2 separate regions of the Homo sapiens genome follow, and region 2 is linked to region 1. The links are chromatin loops, found by intact Hi-C in ENCODE. Cell type or tissue: PC-3. All regions are shown on one strand. Links, peaks and the distances in the headings refer to the core of each region. The heading gives the core; the rest is flanking DNA.

Region 1 (10,987 bases), core at 1,935-9,934:
AACACTTGCACTATGGATAAGACATGTTGGTTTACTTTTTCTAGTGTTGATTGTAGAACATTTTAATAATTTTTGCCATGACTCTTCATTTGTAGGCAGGCTCATTAACAGTAGAATTATATCCATTTCATACTAATCTCCTAAAGGCTGCCCATCAGTATTTTAAAAGACATAAATCTAACTTCCTTGCCCTTCCTCCTACGGCTTATTCTGCCAAGCATTTAGAGTAAACCTAACTGCAGGCTTTTCTAGTTTGGGTACAACATTTACTTCACTCACTATCCATTAATTTTTATTTCTGACAGAATAAGCATATGGTCCTAATGCTCTATGAAATCAGACTCTTGGAACCAGATTCTGTTATACATTTCATTGCTTGTTACATTTATGTGATGTTACATTATATACATCACTTAGCCTGCATAAAAAGACATATATATGGAACAGATATATTTTGACTTTAAAGTTTTATTTTCTTTATTTTTTATATACATAGAATTCAAATAATCATATTTGTAGTTTATGGCTTTTCATATAAACATGTATGTGCTATTGGCTACAATGTTGTTATTCATATTTAATATTTTTAATTAAGACAAAGATGAATAGATAAATATTCCCATTATTACCTAATGCAGAGTTTGAAAAAGTAAGGCCTAATAACCAAATTAAGCCTATCATTTGTTTTTGTATGACCTACTAAGAGTGGTCTTTACATTTGAAAATGTTTGCGTGGAAAAGAAGGACAATATTTTGCAGCATGTGGGAATCATATGAAATTCAAATTTTAGTATCCATAGGTAGTTTTACTGGAATATAGCCACACCCATTCATTTACGTATTGTCTACGGTTGCTTTTATACTACAGCAGCAAAATCGAGTAGTTGCAAGGAGACCACTTAGCCCAACATATTTACTATCAGTTTCTTTAAAAAAAAGTTTAAAGAAGTTTAAAAAACTTTTAAAAAGTTTGCTGACCCCTGGTCCAATGCATAGCTAACATTTGTTTTTCCCCGTTTTGTATATCAAGGAGTTTATGAAATCAAACCAATAGTAGAATCAATTATTTCTTTTTCTAAACACGATCGAGGAAATTTAACCATTTCATGTTTAGTGTTAAAGTGTTATTTATCCATTGCCTGAACAAAGTTAGCTGCAAGGGAGATATTTCCCTGAAGAAGAACCAGAATGTAGAGTCTGAAATAAATCCTCTCTCCCCCATTTCCCATTATCTACTTATTTAATCTGTTTTAATGAAGTTAATTGCATAGTAGGAATAAATAACCTAGAAGAAAAATACCTTGATTTCAAAATTTAATCATTAGCTTGTTTTTTAGATTAACATTAAACAAATAATTACTTGAAGTAACCATGAGAAGCAAGGCCCTCTATGATGGGCTCCTTTGATCTCTAACTTGCCTACACTTTCATTAGAGGTTGAGAGTAATTAAACAGGAAGGTGACACTTTAACAAAAACTGTAAAACAAATTATTTTTTAATTTTATTTCTTTAATATTTTATTTTAGAAATAATCAAAGTGGACTAGTTTTTCGAATGTTATTTGTACAAAATGTGAGCAAACCCAACACAAGACAAGAATGAAAAATGTTCCATAAATCTCTGTGTTTCTTCAGTATTTTACTTTATTCCAGATGCAAGATTGAAATTCTACATTTATATTTAATAATTTAAAACAATTATAAAAAGTTATGGGTATTTCAGATTACATTCCAAAATATGTAATGATAGTATTTCACTTGCCTCAAATCACTTATGGAACACTATGAGAAATTTGTCCATTAACTCCTCAGATACTTTTTTGAATGTTTATTTTATGCCAGGCACTGTTCCTGGCACTAGGGATACATCAGTGAGCAAAACAGAGCCAAACGAGATTCTTGCCCCTATGACGCTTATATTTTAGTGGGAGGAAACAGACAAGAAGCCACACATAAATAAATGAGGAAATGACATAGCATTTCTAAAAGTGATAATTGAGATGGAAAAAAATCAGAACAGAGTGAGAGAAATCAGGTGTATCAGGGTGAGAGTTGCAATATTAAAAGGGTAGTGAAGGTCTTGTTGAGATGTTGCTTAAGCAAGGACATGAAGATGCAGGAATTAGCCATGTAGCTATCCAGGGAGAGGGACTAGTGAGAGAAAAGGCTCTAAAGTGGGAGCAAGGTTGACTGTGAGTGAAACAGCAAGGAGGTATGGTGGCTGGAGCAAGGTGAAGGAGAAGAAGTGAGAGTCAGAGGGGTAATAGGATCAAATGAGTCAGAGGGGTAATAAGACCAAAATGTAAAGAGCCTTGTAACCACTCTGAGAATATTTCACTCTTAATGATATGAAGACCATAGAGGGACTGGCAGGGAAGTGATGTAATTAAGTTTACTTGTTAAAAGGTCCACTTGACTAGTTTGCTATAGAGGAGCAAGGGCAGAAGCAGGGAGACTAGCAATGAGGATATTGCAGTAATTCATGCCAGAGATGATGGTGTCTTGGACCAAGACCAATTATGAAGGGCGTGAGAGCAGGTGCATTTTGGACTTATTGAAGATAGTGTGTGAGATTTCCTGACAGATTGGATGTGTAAATGAAAGAAAAAAAAAGAACTATTTTGATTCTTGTTGTTTTGTTTTGGTTTTTATTTTTTAACCCAGGCAACTACCATTAGTCAAGAATGAAGTCTACAGGTGGACAGGATTTTGGGGGATGATTAGAAGCTCAACTTGTGGTATCCTGAGGTTAAGATATTTATTAAAATAAAATCAGCTAAGTAAGATCCCAGTATCTGCCTCATGGAAGATGTTACAAGTTATTGCACAAATATTATATATATATAATCTCTCTCAATATATTAAGTACCCCTAGAGTATGAATGAATTAATGAATAAGTATTCATTGAGCAGATGGTACTCAATGAACGACAGACACCATGCTGTGCCCTGTCAAGTAGATGGCTTAACAGAATCCATGTTAGAGCTTCATCAGGTAAATGGTATTGTCTACATCTCACAGAAGAAGAAACTCAGGACAAGTAACTTGACTGAAGTTCACATGGTTAGTAAGTAGTTCTAACTTTAAGATTGAAACTCATTTTTCCACAACTTCAAATAAAACCCCTTTAAAAAATCTTACCAGTGATCTCACAAAAGAAGTATTAGTATATCTGTAAGCAACCATTTATTCAAAATGTGGTTTTTATCTTCAGATTATAACACAAGTGAGCAAAAACAAGCCTGTAAGAAGCACGAACTCTATGTGAGCTTCCGGGATCTGGGATGGCAGGTAGGAATTTTCAGTCAACTTTGGTGCTTCTTTTCTGAATTATCATAAATCCTTAATAAGTCATAGTCTTTGGCAGTAATTTTCCAATATAATACCCAATGATTTTTGACATGACCATTTAGAATATGGCTTATTCACTTTATTTTCATTTCTCAATTAACCTTTTACCATTGAAACATGATTAGTAGGTATCACAGTCAAACAAAAAAACTACGCTGAATGAGACATAGAACACTAAGATATTTAGGAAGAAAAAAAAGAGTGCCGTTGTTTAAGTATTCCAAACTTTTAATTTTATTGTAAATAGAAGATTTGTTCATATTAGTATAAGTAACTCCACTAAGCCTCTGAGGGTCTCCAACTATTGGAATGTCCCTGTCATGGGGAAGATGACAGACATTTTTTTTTCTTGCACTTAAAAATGTATTGCTATCTTTTGGGTAGCCTTTAGAAACAGGATGAGGAGGAAAATTTCACCAAAGTAATTTTTTAATGGCTCTATGTGGTGACAGTTTAAAATGAAATTTTAAGACTTCTCCTAATATTCTATTAGAATGGATTCTCATATATGAGTTCCTGTATTGAGAAATACTATTAAAATGTAAATATATTCAAAATTCATGATAAACTTTCCACATGAATAACTCAATAATTCCTACATTTGTGCCAAGTTTTATTTCTCTGTGGGAAAAATATCAAGGCAACCATTCATGTACCAATTCTTTAGCTTCCCGAAATTTATCATGTTCAGTTTTTAGGAATTTGCTCCAATTTATTTTTTCTAAAGAGACCATAAAGTTAATGCATGAATGGAAAGAAAAACAGCATGCAGAAAAAATATTAAGGCTTTAGGATGTTGTCAGACTTATAAAACTAAGAATGAGTTCTTAAGAAGTAATGAGAATGATCTCAATTAACTTGATTCTCCTTTTTCTTTCGGGTTCACTTGAACTTTCCAGAGTTCATCATTTCCTGTTTAAACAATATTTAGAATGCTATTTTCTTATAATAGTTTTATTCGTGAATACATGTTTAATACATACTATGAATATCTTACATAACTACCCCTTGGGAGTAATTAGAGAGGACAATTTCTTGTGAAAATATTTATACTTTTGTCCTAAACTTCAGCTTAAAATTAAAGGGTGTGGGGAAGATAATTCCATTAGAATAATTGTTGGACCAAGAATAGAAACCTATTCAGATACAATATATTTCAATAACTTTTAAGATTTTTTAAAAATTTTTACTTTGGTGATATTTTTTCTTGTTGTTTTTTTTTTTTTTTTTTTTTTTTTTTTTTTTTTTTTTTGTGTGTGTGTGTGTGTGTGTATGTGTCAGGACTGGATTATAGCACCAGAAGGATACGCTGCATTTTATTGTGATGGAGAATGTTCTTTTCCACTTAACGCCCATATGAATGCCACCAACCACGCTATAGTTCAGACTCTGGTAAGCTTTGTTTTTGAAGGATTAAGAAAAGCTTAGAATGCAAGCATATTATAAAGTTGTTTTAGAGGAAAGCATCTATTTACAATTTTAATGCATTATTTTATCTTCTCAAACTCATTTGTTTCTTTTTAGAGCTGAAGTAACAACTGTGGGTATAGTCAGGAAACTCGGGCTGGTTTAGAGTAATCCCAGTTACACAATGGAGAAGGATTCAGCTAGGAAAACTGGAGTAATAACATGAAATGGTCATCTTGAACTGTTTGTTCATTACACAGTATGACTAAGCACACAGGTTCCCTGGGGCTGTTTCTAACCTAGCAATTCATTAGTAATCATTGCAAAAACATTGAGTAATAGCTGTACTAAATTTCATCTGAGGGTTTTTAATTATTTAAGAATGTTCTATAACATACTTTGGTATTATAAAAGTTCTTCAATGTAGTATACAAATAGGAAGCTAATTTCTATTTCTTATTGTTCTCCTCCTCCTCCTGTAATCTTTAAAGTAGAAATTATACTTCCTTTTCTTTATTCCTCAATCTCAGAAACTTAGCAGTGATTAAATCTCTAATAATCTAGGCTTATTTTTATGAACAATGTACTGAAGGGTTGACGTGATTAACTGATTGCCTTGTACCTAATGAGCTCATGAAACCTATTGAGAGTCTGATGTACCTCATAGCATCTGGCCTATCGATTTGGCAGAGGAACAATCTCCCTAAGACTAAATGAGAGGCTCCTAGAAAACATACCAGACTATGTGACATAATTTTAAATCAATGTTTGGGCTAATATAAAAATTTTAACTTTTGTATTTAAGAAGAATGGGAGAGAACACATTATTTTAGAATCAAGGCTTGATGGGAGTGGAATTATTTGGTGGACGCCAGTAAGAGAAAAGTAGATAGTAGACAATCTTGTCTTTGTGGGTGAGGTTTATTTATGGAAAAAGAAAGAATTACTCTTAGAATTTGTGAAGATTCGACTCTCCATAAGTTTGCTATTTTCCCCCACAATTAATTTAAAACTTAAAGCTGAATTAAGGAATAAACAATGATATCTGTGAACTGGCAAAAGCAAATACTTGAATGACTTGATATTTACTGGCATCTTTATTGACTTAATAAAATACGACAGAATATCTAGACACCAAAAAGTGCAATCTATAACAACTAGAGCATGAACGTTATCAAAGACTGGAAATAACCTTGGGCTAGAGAGCAACAGAAAGATAAAGCAAATATACATTTTGATAATAAATTATTTATAAGTATTCTTCTTTTTATTGATTCATGACCAGTGAGAATGCCTACTTTAGTGCCATATACAAGGTAAAGAGTAAATTTCTGGGGGGATTTAAAGTCTGATATGACTTCACCTTTGCTATCTGTAAGTATAAGCTCTTCTTTATATGGAATAGTGTTTCCAGGAGTATGGAGTGTAGGTAGGCTTTGCAAGGATGGATGTTTTGCATTCAAACTTCTACCACTAAAAGAATTTTTAAGAAGCTAACTTTTCTCTTTGTATATGAGAATTCATGTTGACATGAAAGCATATCAGATAAAGAAGAATGCTGTTGTTTCATCCTATGAAGAGAACTTCATGATCACTGTCTTTCTGTAAGGTCATAGAATAACTCCTATCAGTTGAAGTAATGCTATTTAATTTCTCAGAAAATTCTTTGCCTCTTTTTATCATCATTTTGATGACTATGAAAGCAGACTTTTGCTTCCTTAGATATGGATCTAATGTATCAAAAATTCCCTCAGGCTAAGCAATGCCTACTTATTGAAAAATACCCTTTGTCAAATACTCCCCCTTCTCTCATTTTTTCTTTTTTAAAATAAATAAATACATATTTTCAGCTCTTATGGCTGTAGTAAAGTATCAAAAAACAAATATAAAAAAAATCTGACACAAACTTTGAACAAGAGTCTGCTCTGTATCTCTACCCTGGGATGTAGGACATAAGTCATTGCAAAACTGGAGCATACACGTGAAGTTTGATTTTTTTTCCCTGGTGTTGTGCACGCTTTATGTTTGTTCTGTGAAGGACATGAAACAAAAAGACGGAGGAAAGCATGTTTGTGACTAATATATTGAGAAACCATTCAAGAACAATCCATTTTTTTTCCGTTAGGCTGCCAAGGCCATTGAAACAGCAGGATTATCAATCATGTATGTGTGGGTTATGGAAGATAAAGCTGATGAAGGACATAAGCAGCATCAGAAATTTGTAGAAACTATCCAACTTTTAGTTTTGTGAGGCCTTAGGAAATTTCAAGTTCATGTCAGATCACCTCATTTTTCCTGCTGTTTCTGTCCACATGCAAGGCCCCTATATCATTTCAGCCAGGACGTTGTACAGCCAAAACTGTAAGAGGCTGTATTTGCTTTTTGTGGATCCCGTAAGACTCATCAGTGGGATTTCCCATAAACTCCTCTGGGGGAAGGGCCAGAATAGGTGGGTGGGAAATGGGGGAACTGTGTTCTGGCTCTTTTCTCAATTATTTCAAATCATAGGCAGACTGCCAGTCTGATCAAAATTATTATCAACCCTTTACTTAAGCATTTCACTTTTCATGTACAGACACCTTTTTAGGCTTTTGGGGAGGTGGATGTTCATTTGTAAAGTCTCTAGGCCCTTTGCTTCTGATTTAGCTTAGCCTGCTTTTTGGCACTTGTCTAGGGGGCAGGCAAGGGAGAAAAAAAGTAAATGGATATTAAACTCCAGCCAATGTGATAAAAAAATTCTATGAAGAGCTGAAATCATTGCTCTAAGGCAAGTATTGGATTATATGTGGATTTTATTTTATTATGATTTTTATGCTTCTTTTACCATGGAAAATTAAGAGTTGGCTTAAAATGTATGATTTATTGCTTAATTTTCCTTTTAAAAGATAATTCTTAGATCCAAATCTTTCTGCAACTATGTGTTTTCATTGATTTGCTCTTGTAACTTCCATATTCCTCATGATATATATAGGAACAGTTATTTCAACTAAAAGCAACAACGTGCTAGTTGCTGTGTTCTTTCCCTAGGAAAACTTCCACTGAATATTCTATAGAGGAAGTTTTCTTTATTTGGTGAGATATTTTTCAAGGTTCAAACACATAATTGAATTGGCTGGGTTGATTCCAGGTGTTAATGCTTAAGAATACATCCTTCAGTCCCCCACCCCAGTCATGGAATAAATGGGAGAAGGGAGATCAGCTTAATGGTGTGCCTGATTATGAGTGATAAAATAATCATACCATTTTAAAACTGCAAAAGAATGTATATTTTATTTCTTAATAAAACAAAACCTTTTTTCTTTCCCAGGTTCATCTGATGTTTCCTGACCACGTACCAAAGCCTTGTTGTGCTCCAACCAAATTAAATGCCATCTCTGTTCTGTACTTTGATGACAGCTCCAATGTCATTTTGAAAAAATATAGAAATATGGTAGTACGCTCATGTGGCTGCCACTAATATTAAATAATATTGATAATAACAAAAAGATCTGTATTAAGGTTTATGGCTGCAATAAAAAGCATACTTTCAGACAAACGGGGAATTTCCTAAAATTAGTCTGGCTCATTTTGACTCTTTTCCTATGTACAATATCATGTATATAGTCATTTTTATTTATTTAAACGTATATATTCTCTTCTGTGGAGGCTTTATCAATAAAATCTATTTCATAGGCCACTACATTATACAATAGATCATCTAGTATAATTTTCAATGGGTTATGCTGAGTCCATTCAATTCCATTTCAACATTTTTTTCTAATACAATTTTACATAATTTTCTGAGATTAGACAGAACTCCTTTGACTGTTTAATATTGTGGAAGGAAATTGAATAATTTAGTTATATTGTGCCAATGAAAACCATGATAGAATATTTATTTAGAAATAAGACTTAAAAAAATAACAACCCAAACAAAAATTCTTGGATAAACACAATTTCTCTTTTAGAGTTCCTGCTTCATTAGATAAAGTGAAATGTTGAACTGGATTTGAATAAATAAACGGTAGGCAGAACATAGAAGCTGAAAGATTGCACAGAATTGTTTTAACTGTTTGCTTTAACAGAAGTGGTGTAACTGTAGGAGCATGTTCCTTTTTGGCTTGTGGATTGTAGATTTTGCAAAGAGCTCAAAGCTTCAGGAGACAGGCTTGAGCCTGTGTCCATAGCTTTCCAAGTTAACACTAATTGTAGTACAACCTTCTTACCTCAAATAAATCATGTCTGCCTATTATCTAGAACACTACTGCTGCAGAATTTTTTTTTCAGATTTAAAAACCTAGTCCAAAATAAAGAAACATTTACATGTGCTCCACTTTCCTCCCCACAGGCAAGAGTCACTGCATGCGTAAAATGTACAAGAGCAGAAGATGCCGAAAGAACCATTTTCTTTAGCTCTCCTTTATAACTGAGTTTGCTGATTGATGTGATGCAAGGGATTTTATTTAGAAGTAAAAGCACTGAAACTAAACTGGAGGAAATTACCAAAAGTCCCAGAATGGCTTTGACAGAATTGCCATTTCTAAAGAACAGCTGAAATTCATTTTTCATATCTTTGAGAGTGAGCTCAATGAAAACCTTATTTTGTAAAGGCATTTTGTAAACCTTCTTCCAAGCACAAATAATTCCAAACAGGAAGGTTCTGTTGTGTGTGTGTGTGTGTGTGTGTCTGTGTGTGCATGTGTGTTCTTCCCTCTAAAATTAATTTATTTTCTCTATCTATTAGAATGCCCTCTAAGGCCTTTCTTTAACACACACTGACTTTTTGAAGAATGATCTTTAGATTGATAACTTGCTATTTATGGTGACTCTGTGGTTAGGCTTATTTACCGTTAATCTAAAGTATTCATAAAGCACCATTTATTAATCATCCTTTTGGATCTTTCAAACCAAACGTATACCAAAAATGTCTTCAAAAATGTTATGGCTTTGTTTGTAATTCGGGTATATTAAAATGTTGTTTTGAAATACAGTTTATCTTAAAGAAAATTTGACAGTAACTATATTAAGGGGTACATTAAGTAATATATTTTTAATTAATGGTGTACCATTGAGAGAATAAGAAATGGAAGTCTATTGTTTTATTCTTTAAATGTGCTGTTTAAATATATTTCCATATTTTAAAATATATTAAACAGATGCTAATTTCTGCTGTTCTTGATTTGGTTCTTTATTTAAAAGGAATACAAAATGTAAGTATATCATAAATTGAGACAATAAGAATATTTATCAAATGTAAACTGTTTGTGGATCACATGATTCTTTATGTTGTTCTTAATTGCCAAAATTGTTTTTTGTGTTGTTAATAATTATCTCACTATTAAATGTGCAAAGCAACAATCCATGAATTAAAGATTTTCTTAATCTGTTCAAACAACAAATTTTAAAAATAGCAAAAAATAATTAGAATGGAGAAATACCTCATTTGTTCTTTTTCATATGAGAAGGGAGGTAATTGGCATCAGTGCTTTTGCATTTTCTAAAATTACATATGTGTAGCATAATACGCACATATACTTGGTCACATTAGTTTCTAATAACTATTACAGTAAACTCTTAGTATCACCTTGGTGATACTCAAGCTCTTACTAGACACCAGAATAATTTGACCTATTTTAACAGGTCTTCATTCAGGTCTTTTTAGTTCGTTAATGATGTACTCACTTTTTTGATTGTTTATTTTTAATTTTTCTGTTTTATACTTGTTTTTACTTTGTAAAGTGGCCATAATCCTTTTTGGAAATAGAAGGGCATAAATCATAAATATTCAAATTCTTTAAAACTAAGGCAAAAATAGTCTACATTAAACTAAAGAAATTAAGAAAACACAGGCAGAAAATCCAAAATTATTTTTTTCTCAACTAAGAACTGTCATTTTATAATCCTAGTATCATCATCATCAAACCCAAGCCAGAGTCTACTGGGTACTTCACAAGCTGGCAGATATCATCTCCCAAGACATTTACAATGAATAATTAGCTTATGTTCCAGTTCCATTCAAGGCAGAAGAAATCCTCATTCCCAAACACAAGTAACCATCTCATAACCATTCAGTCCAGTGCTCAATCTATTATCTAATTTCCATCTCAGATTACCTATTTTTCCTTTCACAATTTTTTTTTTGGTCTGGAATTTTTTAAAGTTAGAAGTGAAGATGCCTTTGCTGATAAAGCATAAAAATTGTTGGTATACAGGTATACATCTGTGTTTTATCAAGTTTCTTTAAGATCA
Region 2 (10,987 bases), core at 1,084-9,083, 110 kb before region 1:
AATATTTAAAATAGGACAGGAAAATCGGTGAGGATGTTGTGCTCAGAAATGTCACTGTCATGAAAAATAGGTAAATTTGTTTTTTCAGCTACTGGGAAACTGTACCTCCTAGAACCTTAGGTTTTTTTTTTTTTTAAGAGGACAAGAAGGACTAAAAATATCAACTTTTGCTTTTGGACAAAAATGCATCTGACTGTATTTTTACTTAAGGGTATTGTGGGTTTCCTCTGGAGCTGCTGGGTTCTAGTGGGTTATGCAAAAGGAGGTTTGGGAGACAATCATGTTCACTCCAGTTTTATTTATAGAAGACTACGGAACCACGAAAGACGGGAAATACAAAGGGAAATTCTCTCTATCTTGGGTTTGCCTCACAGACCCAGACCATTTTCACCTGGAAAACAAGCGTCCTCTGCACCTCTCTTTATGCTGGATCTCTACAATGCCATGACCAATGAAGAAAATCCTGAAGAGTCGGAGTACTCAGTAAGGGCATCCTTGGCAGAAGAGACCAGAGGGGCAAGAAAGGGATACCCAGCCTCTCCCAATGGGTATCCTCGTCGCATACAGTTATCTCGGACGACTCCTCTGACCACCCAGAGTCCTCCTCTAGCCAGCCTCCATGATACCAACTTTCTGAATGATGCTGACATGGTCATGAGCTTTGTCAACTTAGGTATGTTGTTCATTTGTTTGTTAATCTATGTTATTACAAAGTGGAAGTTTTCCCTAATGGTAAAGGAGCTGCTTGGTAGGTGGTCATGTTTATATAAAGACATTTTCTCTAACTCTCCTGTTTAGCTTCTGTTTTCTTTCTTTCATTGATGCCTTAGGCAAAAAGTCATATATATATATTTAATATGAATAGTTAAATTTAAACACTTATAGTGTGGGTCTTTTCAGATCTTGTTAAAATTTCAACCTCGCTTAAATATATGAATGCAAAGGCAATAGTCTAAAAACAGGGAAATTTATGAGGATAGCTATGCTATGGGCAACAATAAAAAAAAGAAGCACTTACAGATGGGAAAGTAAAAGTGACATTCGGAAGCACTTTTTTTTTAAGTGATTTAAAGCACATGTAAGTATATATTCACATACTACTTAAAAATCTCTCATCTAGGGGAGGCAACTACTGTAAAAATATAGAGGTAAAATTAACCAAGATTGAATAGCACCATAAAAGATTACTATCAAGGAATCAAGGAAGGGATTCTGAAATTCTATAGTAAATATTTCAGAAATAAAGTTTCAATCTAACAGTTCTTAACTGTAATGAGTAAAGTATGTTATAGCTACTTGATTTTTTTCACAGGCAAGAAAAATGTAAAACATGCTTTAGTGGTCTTTATCTATACAAAATTTTCCTTCTATATGAGATAAAATATTTGAAATTTTCTGTAAACCACAACAATATTAATGAGAAAATTTTAAAATTATGTTTTAGTTGTAGCTGGTACTTCATGGTGGTTTTTAAATACTGATAATGTCAAATGATAATTTAGTTCCCAATATTCCCTCTCACAATAATATTATGGATTACCAATTTCAAATTATTTTATAAGGGCTGTTGTTTTCTTTAAATGTTTTAGTAAAAATTGAAGGTGAAATTTACTATCTCTGGCAGTCAAAGGAAAATAACATCGAATATATTTTATGTTTGAAGATTAAAAACTCTATCAACAAATTTAATCCACTGGGAAGAATTGAGAACTTTATGATGTTATAGCTTTTAGAACTTTGTTTTAAAAATGCAATCTGCTTTGACTTAAAATTAACATGTTTTATTAAACACTTAATTAAAAACTTCCTCATGTAACATCTCAAAGGAAATATTCTTTGAAAAGTCAGATTATCAACAAATCTTAATAACACATGGATGCTTTTATAATATATGTTGCTTAATATACTCTGCTCATTTGCTCTTAGCAATCCTAGCATGAAGGATAAGGTACTTAATAAATCGTACGTTTTATGTTGCTAGAGACAAAGGTCTCATTATTAAGTGAGTAAGTCATAATTTGTTGCACTAATCAGGTGTCCTGGAGGCCTTTTCTTCTACGTATAATTAACAGACTTCACATGGAACTTTTTAGTCATTAAAATATAGCTTAATTTCAAATTAATGTGATTGCTTTTACCTAGTATAAGGGATATGCAAGTGTAGCTTGTGGTACATTTTGCTTTGTAACATTTCTAAAGTATTATTCAAGAATTTAAAGTAGTTTAAATATTTTAATAGAAAAATTTCAACCTAGCAAAATTTATATATTCATAAACCATTGAGAAAATCAGGTCATATCATCTAAAATCTGACAAAGAAGCATATGTATGTTACATATTTTAATAAACGATAGCTCAGTCATGAATGTCATAATATATTTTATTAGAATTGCTCTGATCATTCACAAGAGAAGTGTAAGCATGATTTTTGGATTTATGTGTTTACTTTTTATAAATCTACATAGAGTAAGAAAGTCAAAACCAATAATAGTTTTATTCATTGATTCCTATAACTTTTTTATTATTGAGAAACACATTTAAAAATAAATGACATTTTGGTTACATTGTTCAGATTATAATAACATAGCAGTTTATTAGTTTATTGCCTATATGAAGAAATACAATTATTCATTTGACTCTAGAGAAACAATATTAGCTATAAGCTTTAGAGAAACTGTGTGTTTATTTTTATCATGCTTGAACTTCTGAGTAGTGCTTTATATTCAATAACAAACTATGTTGTTTCTTCTTTATTTAATAATTCCAAACTAAATGTCTTACATGAAATTACTGACAAACTGATTCTGATACTAGGTGAGTTTTTCTTGGTAGACTTTAAGGAAAATTAAACCACAGTTTAATTATCCTTTGATCATGCCTTCAAATACATTCAAGATTTATAGTTGATCACTGCTTAGTAAAAAGCTTCAACTTTTGCATTTCTTTTATAATCAAATAAATAAATAAGCATACTCAGAAAAGGTGAAAGTGTAATAACATTATTAGCTGCAATAAGAGTGCCAGTGCTTTTTAAATGTAATATCCGTTAGCAAATATTACCTGTAGTTTATTTCATGTTCTTATAAGACTAAAAAGGATTAGATTTTATTTTTTCACTGTCTTAAAAGACATGCATATAGTTGAGACTAAGTACAAATGAGTCACATTAGTAGTAGGCAAGGGATTTGTATTGAGGAAGTCACCTGGATATTTAAATATGTGAAAAGAATCTGTTGACATTTCCCATAATTAGAAGAATTATATAAAAAGGATCTAGTAGCATCCTTTTAAAAAATGCTTGTGTGTTGTCCTTTTCAAGTCAAATAATGGATTTTCCACAGGTACCTTGCCATTCAGAAATTCTTTTTTCAACATAGTTTTGGTCACGAAGAACAATTAAACTTAATCCAAACTCAGAATCATGTTTAACAGAATACCTACTGTTTAAAATTCAGATGAGATTAGCTTTATATTCATAAGTGAAAAATAGATTTGAATTTACTAAAAGCAAAATAAAAAGTAAATAAATTGCCTAAGGCATGCAGACATCTGAATATGAAACCAAACATATCATTTTAACCTTTATTTTAGTGACTCGTTTATTTTGAAGAAACAAATATAAATTATTAACTGTGTGAAGAGAAATATTCCTTCGATCATATTCATTATTCTTAGGCCACTTTTATCAGTCTCATAGTATTAAATTTTACAGATTGAATTCTTTGCTTTTTCCCTAAAACTGTTGAATATCAGTGGAACTTTTGCTTGGTCAATATAATATTATTTTGTTAGTAATAAAAATGTTTTTCTGTTTAGTTTTATTTTCTTTTTTAACCATCTCTTTGTCAAAAGTGCTAAGTGTTAGTATATGTATTAAATACCAGTACAAGTTAAAGACATGATTAGATAATTTGCTTACAATATTTATCTCTTGTTTACACAAATAAAACATGTAGTGTATTTCTAAGATCTTTTAGTTAGAAGCCAATTTTATTTGATTACTTGGTGACATTATCACCATAATGACATAACACTAGATGTTTTAGAGGAAGTAAAAACAGGAAAATTACTTTTATATTATTCTTTGTATCTACATATTCCTCTGGAAAAAGTTGAACTTTGAGTTTATTAATGGTTTTTCTCTTAGATGTATTTCAAGAATACGTTTTAATTCCAAGCACAAAAGTATTTAAATGTGTTGTTAAATTTTTTAAATATAAAAACATATTTAGTCTGTTATCATGAAAGAAAAACGCTTTCAAAAACTAAACCTTTTTTGCCTACTTACCCTAATCATTAAGTTCTCTTGGTACTGGAAGGAAAAAATGCTTTATGTTCTCAGTTGACAGATTTGAAAGACATCATTGATAATTTATTATTGTTTTTGGCTGAATCAAGTGCCCAGTGGAAAGTAATTTATATACAAATCTACCTAAAGATGCCTATCTATGTAGTCTCTCCAACAGAGTTATTAACACTTGTGTAACATAAACACACCCATAAACACATGGAAGTTTTTTTTGAAGGGGGATGGGTTGGAAGGAAAGATAATATAAAGCCATTATAGTATATATTCATAAATTATGCCTGGAGTAACTAATGCTAATAATGGGTAAAGCAACAATCATTCTGTAAAAGTTTTAACTTTTGAAGAGAAAAATATTGCTGAGTGAGGAGACCTTTTTCTCTCTTCTTCAACAACACTTCACATTCATAATCACGACCAACGGGATTCTTTTTCTCCTTTAAAGATGGTTGATTATCAAGTGATTGGCATGACAGACAAACTCTGGGTTGCCAGAGATAGTTATAATCATAGTTTAATTAAATGCTTTTTTTTTTTTTTTCAAATTGTAGTGGTTACTCACAAATATCAAATTTTAAAAGTTTAATGAGACGTATTAGCTGGAACTAAGAAGGACTTGGGACTGCCTCAGCTGCCACCTCTCCTTCCCTTTCATTCTTCCATTTTCTGTAATATCACCACTCTCCCTCCTCCCTTCTCATCCCAGTATTTTTTGGCCTTTCCTCCTTGTTCTTGGTCTCTGTAGCCCCAGGCTCTCTTGGCACCCCTCTCCTTACCACTCCCACACTTCCTGGGGTCTGCCTTTCGTCCTGGTTTGCTAGAGGCTTAAATTAGTTGAAAATCAATTAGTTACAGTTTGAGAATTGAGGTACACTCTCCTGTTTTCTCTCCAGTTGAGAAGGAAAAGGTTATGATGTGCCAACTGCAGCCTCCACCCACTGGGAGAAAAGCTCCCCAGGGCATCAGAGCTGCCCTGGCTCTTGCCATCCCCTGTAATTGTTTCTCCATCATCCCATTCTTCTTTGCCTCCTCATCTCTCCCTAAGGATCCCATTGACAGAATTTAATTGTGTTTTGCCTTTATTTTATAAAATAACATTTAAAAGGGAAAATTTCAAGAAAAGTAAAAGAAAGAAAAAGAAATCAACAATGAACAAAAATAACACTCATCAAACATGCCATTCCTGTTTAGTTTATAAAAAGCTTTTGTGTTTATTATCCTTATTTAATATTCTGTCACTTCCATGAAGAAATTATTTTTTTTTGAAAAGAGATAATGAGAAAGAATAAAGAGACGAAGAGTGAGATATAGAGGCATACAGGAATAAGGATGAGACAGAGAAAGAAAGAAAATATTTTTGAAAAAGAGCCTGAAAGAAAGAAAAGGAATGAAATGAGTCATTAAAGGCTGGTTTTTCAGTTGTACAGGTGGAGGAGATGCTGGGAAATCCTCAGTCTACCTCATACCAAACAGCAGCTAATTCAACATCCCCAACCACATCAGCTCGAGGGGAAAACCCTTTCATCCTTACACACTAAAATACCGAAGTGGGGAAGGAGGGGGTTGTCTCAGTATGTGTGTACAAGGAGCATACAGACAAGCTACTCACATTTACAGTCATAAATAATGTAGTAGCTCAGCTTTAAAAAACCACAGGTTAAAGGAAGAGGCTTCCCTGACGCACAGGAGAGGGGCTGAGATCAGAGGAACCACTGAAAGGGTTGGAGAGAAACAATGAATCCCTTGTTCTAAGTAATATTTATGAGTGCTTCTTTGCACCTTAAGTTCATATTTTATTGGCTGGGCCGTGGGGTTTCCCCATTTGCTCATCTCTTAAAATAATACCCTTGGCTAAGATATCCTTTAAAACACACTAGTCAGCCCTGACAAACAGCTCATTTATTTAGAGGAAAAAGGGATCTGTTTTGATTTTGATGTCAGATTGGGATGTTTAAGATTCAGCTCACAAAGTCTGACAGTAAGATAAAAATAATGGTGGAGTATTCACCTGACTTTTTCAGAGATGTTTAAAACAATCTGCATAACCAAGTAGTAGTAACACCTAGTTTGTATGAGTCTTGACCAAGAAGCTGTGGATAAATGATAATTTTAAAAGGCAGAAACAAAATCTATGAAAATGTACAATGTTTAAAAAGAGAAAAAAATACTATTTGTAGATTAGTAAGAAAGGTCTTTAGTGGTTTGGGGAGAAAAAAACAACAAAAACAAACAAACAAAAAACCCCATAAATCAAAAAGAATGCATTAACCTCGGCTTGGAAGGCAGTGAATTAAATACATATTACATAACTCTTAGAAACTAAAACCTTGTATAATTCTGAATAGTTGGATGTTGAAATTAAACTGGAGGTTGTGCTGTTTTATGACTTCTAAGACAATGAAGATCCTTGTCTTCAATATTGTGTTTGTTCAATTTCTTTCTAGAAAAAAAATTAGCAACTTTTATTGTTCTTGTTAAACAGGTTTCCTGGAGTTGTTAGGAATAAAGAAAATAGTTTTAAAATGTCAGGATCAACAGATGTAAATCCTATTTAGATTTTATTCAGGACTATAACACATGTCTAAATCAAGAAAAGATTTATTAACATGTACAAAATCCTTCAGCTATTTTAATGCTATAATGACATGAAAAGTTCAATGTTATTTGTTGTTCTGACTCTGTGATTACCCTTTCTATATAGGAGACACAGCCATCTCCAGAATCTTCAGTTCATGGCATATTACTGCTCACATGACTTTAAAGTTCAATTATAAATTAAATTTAGTTGCTTTCTTTTCTGTGCTTCCATGGCAGAAATAGAGTAGTATACAGGAAGCCAGAATGCTTGGATTGGAATCCCATATTCCACGCTTACTAGCAGCGTGAACTTGAGCAAGTTATTTAAATTATTTGTGCGTCTGGTTGCTTATCTAAAAAGTGCAGATAATAAGATCACCTTCCTCGATGAATGTTGAGATAATCTGCATGAGCAGCTACATAATCTGTGGACCCTGATGCAAATGAAAATGCAAGCCCCTTATTCAAAAATTATTAAGAATTTCAAGATGGTGGCAGCAGAGTATTACACCAAGAGCAGGGCCCTTCTAAGCCCGGGACCCTGTGCAACTGCGCAGGTCACTTGCCCGTGATGCTAGTCCTACATGTTTGATTACATGTTGTGGCAACAGAAACCATGTCCCATTCATCCCTTCCCGCCTGCCCCACCCACTGAGATGTATCAGCATTTCCAGAAGAAAAGAGACAGAATGTGCAAACTGAATTATTTAGGAGAGTTTAAATGATGTTATAATGTTTATAGTGTTGTGGGCAGAGGTTTTGTTTTGTTTTGTTGCAGCAAAACAAGGGATCATATAGTATCTTGGGATGGCAGGGTAGCCTTCACTACTCCTGGGCAGGGGGCATAGTTACCAGAAAGCTCAGAGGAGAGATATGTGGGGAAGGTGCCCTGACAGAAACTGTGGCATTGGGAGAAAGATGCCATGCATCTAATCCTTAGATACTCAGCGGGGGGGATACAGATACCAAGGGATAAATACCCAGACCATATGCTTTGGTCTTCCATTGGTTCACCCTCACTGAAAGCCAGAGAGCCACAGAACCCATTGGTGCAGTTCCTAAAAGTTAGTCTTTTGGTGAGAATAGCAGAATAGGGAAATGTGGAGAGTGGATCTTGAGGTACAAATGGAAGATATTTGGCACAAGTAGATAAATAAACATTGGTTGTTTAGTCAGCAAGTGTTCTAGAATTACTTCAATTTCAGTGCAAGTTACTGATATATATGTTAATCTTTGTATTATTTAGTTAATTTATAGTAAAATTCAAGAGAGAATAATAATTTAGTGTGAGAGATAATTACTTCAGGAGTTGGTGAAATAAAGTGGTAAATATAAGCATGGCATGCTGAAAGAAAAAATCCTTAAATTGTACATGGGTCAATAATTTCAGGTGATATATTAAAACCATTTTAGAGAAAATTGAAATTAAGAAACAAAAATTACCCAGAAAACAGAAGCCCCTAAAACAAGAAAAAGCAGCACTTTCAGATCACAATATGAACTGCGGACTGCAATTGCCAATGAAAAAATTCAGTATGGGAACGAGAAGAATATATGCAAGTATGTAGAGCAAAATGAAGAGCAATATATTTTTCAAATCCCTGTTTATTGTCAATTGTATGCCATACCTCCTGAGATGATCCACGACTGTGTGTTAAAGCTTTTTTGAATTCTGAGTGGAATCATATGATATTCTCACATGCAGCATTCGCATTCCATAGTTAATGTTGCAGGCATAAATAATGTTAGAATGAGGTAGATAGGGATTATTGTCTTTCTTCTTTGCTACCTTTATTCTCCTCTGGCAGACCATCTGTGACTCAGAGAGGCAGAATTTAGTAGTGGAGCAGGTATGTCAGCTATTTAGTTCTCATAAATAATCAAGCACTAAACCTTGAGGCCAGAGCCACTCCCTGCCCTTCAATCACAGAGAAACACTGAATAGAACAACTCCTTTCCAGTACAGTTTGTGTTTTCCATCAAATTTGCTACAGTTGGAAATTTCACTTATATAATTATTAAAAGAGGAAGAGAGGGTGCAACTCAGAAACTGTGTAGGCTCTTCTGCAAATAACCTTGATGCAGACACACAAAAGACTTATTTATCTAGTGGGGAAGCAATGAAGGTTATTAATTAAATATGCTTTATGTCAAAATTTTTGTAGATGTATTCTTTGCTCTGGGTGAAGAAGGGTCATTTGGTTCTCCCTTAACTGTTTTAGTAGGGTTTCAGTGTTAGGGTTTTGGAGCCAGACTGGTTTGAATTCCAGCTGCGTATCCTTGAGCAAACCATTTCACTTCGTTGAAACTATTTCCTCATCTAAGTGGAGCTCATAATACAGAATTGGAGTTAAGACTGTATAATGTAAGGTCCTAGACTTTTGAGCCTACATGAGACAAATACTAAATTAATGGTCTCAACTGCTATTACAACTATTTCTACTAGAATATACTATGGAGATCTAATGTTAGAGGAAATCTACATTCAGCCTACAAGACTTTGTCAAATAAATGCCTTGCTGAAATTCTGAAACATTATGCACATAATTTTTCCTCTGTCTAAAAGAAAAACCTTGAATTTCATTGACTCTTTCTTCAAGCTGGACAGCTGATGGACTCTGTTCCCCCACTAGAGTGCTTTGGAAAAGGTCAGTCTATGTCAGAGCCTTCATGAGACGGACTGTGGTGCTTTCCTCTGAGGACCCAAAAGCAACATTTTCTGTGATTAGCTGCTGAAAGGTGCTTTTCATACTACCTTTGGTCAGAGTCCTAGAACTATTCCATGGTTTTACTTTAATTTTAGATATTACCTGTTCCATTTCCTTGCTTGTTAAGGAGGGGAAACTAATTAGAAGCCAAGGTAGTAATATACAATTAGAAGATATTTGATTGTAAAGACATGGACAGTCTATAAAGAACCCTTTGAAAGAATGTAAAAAAAAAATGAAAAGTTTTTAATGCTTATTTTCATAAGTCAACTCACTTTGAGGGTTTTAATTTTTAAGAAGTTGATTCATGATGAAAATTTAGGTGTATAAACTTTTAAACTCTAAGCAGGAAAGTCACTCTGTTCAAATAATCTTTCAATCCTGGAGCTTTCAGTATTGTCTGTAACTCAAATCATGTCTGAATTTATGATTTATAATTTGCAGCTATTCTCATTACTACTTAAATCATTATTATAATTTTGTTTCTACTTAATACCATTCAGCCTTAAGTATTGTGACTTTCCTCGACGATTTGTTTGGGTTTTTTTTTTCAGATGCGGCTATTAAATATTTTTGTTAATTATCTTGAGTTGTTATAATAACTTATAATTTTTTAAACAGGATGAAAATGTATTTGTTTGGTCTCCAAAGCCACACAAAAGGCCATACATAAACTGTGGACATCTTCTATTACAGGATGCACATTGTAAAATCATCACATTGATTTTTGATATTTCATTATATATTGAGTGGGAAAACATAGATTTATTGTTTTCTCATTATTTGATAAAATGCTGGAAGATAAGTCATTAATATGATGTCTCAGTCTGTTTGTGTTGATGTAACACAATACCTGAGACTGAGTAATTTATAAGGAAAAGTTTGTTTGGCTCATGATTCAGGAGGCTGAGAAATCTAAGATCAGGCAGCCCATTCGATGAGTGTCTCATGCTGTTTTAACTCTTGGTGGAAAGTAGAAGGGAACGTGAGTATGTGCAGAGACACACAAGAGAGACTGGACTTATTACAGCCTGCTCTCAAGGGAACTAATCCATTCCCAGGCGACCAATAACTCCCTCCCTCCCACAAGATGACATTTATCTATTCATAACGGCAGTGCCTTCATAATCCAAGCACCTTTCACAAGGTTCCAATTCCAAACGCTGCCATATTGGGAATCAACTTTCAACATGAGCTTAGGAGAGGACATACTCAAATCGTAGTGATAATTACTGCTAGATTTTTAATTGTGATGGGTAGTTATTAAAATAAGTACAGATTCCAGCTACATATTTATTGATATATTCGAACCACCATTTAAGGTTTTTCTCTTTACACTTTACATTAAAAGTTATCATTCTTCAGTAATTTACATTGAGGAATAATTTTATTTATC

The links. Hi-C counts contacts between places; a loop is a spot of excess contacts. Peaks named below come from ENCODE experiments on the same cell type or tissue, not always from the same donor. Only the 100,000 strongest peaks of a DNase experiment are listed, where the experiment ranks them.
Region 2: a loop joins it to region 1, with 7 times the contacts of the local background. A loop is called at or near these places in 3 of 110 quality-filtered maps.

What each region holds. Positions count from the first base shown.
Region 1 is chr6:55,752,762-55,763,748 of GRCh38, reverse strand. It overlaps BMP5 (bone morphogenetic protein 5), which reads left to right. Exons shown (of 7, transcript NM_021073.4): 5 at 3,216-3,292; 6 at 4,634-4,744; 7 at 8,067-10,096. The coding sequence ends at 8,216. Among named protein-coding and RNA genes, the nearest start is that of BMP5, 120 kb to the left of the region's middle. In PC-3, for the core only: no CTCF peak of the experiment used is centred there; a DNase peak (open chromatin) is centred at 4,998; H3K27ac peaks cover 3,698 bases.
Region 2 is chr6:55,864,062-55,875,048 of GRCh38, reverse strand. It overlaps BMP5 (bone morphogenetic protein 5), which reads left to right. Exons shown (of 7, transcript NM_021073.4): 1 at 1-673. The coding sequence starts at 184. Among named protein-coding and RNA genes, the nearest start is that of BMP5, 6.0 kb to the left of the region's middle. In PC-3, for the core only: no CTCF peak of the experiment used is centred there; DNase peaks (open chromatin) are centred at 6,008 and 8,718; H3K4me3 peaks cover 1,190 bases; H3K27ac peaks cover 4,669 bases.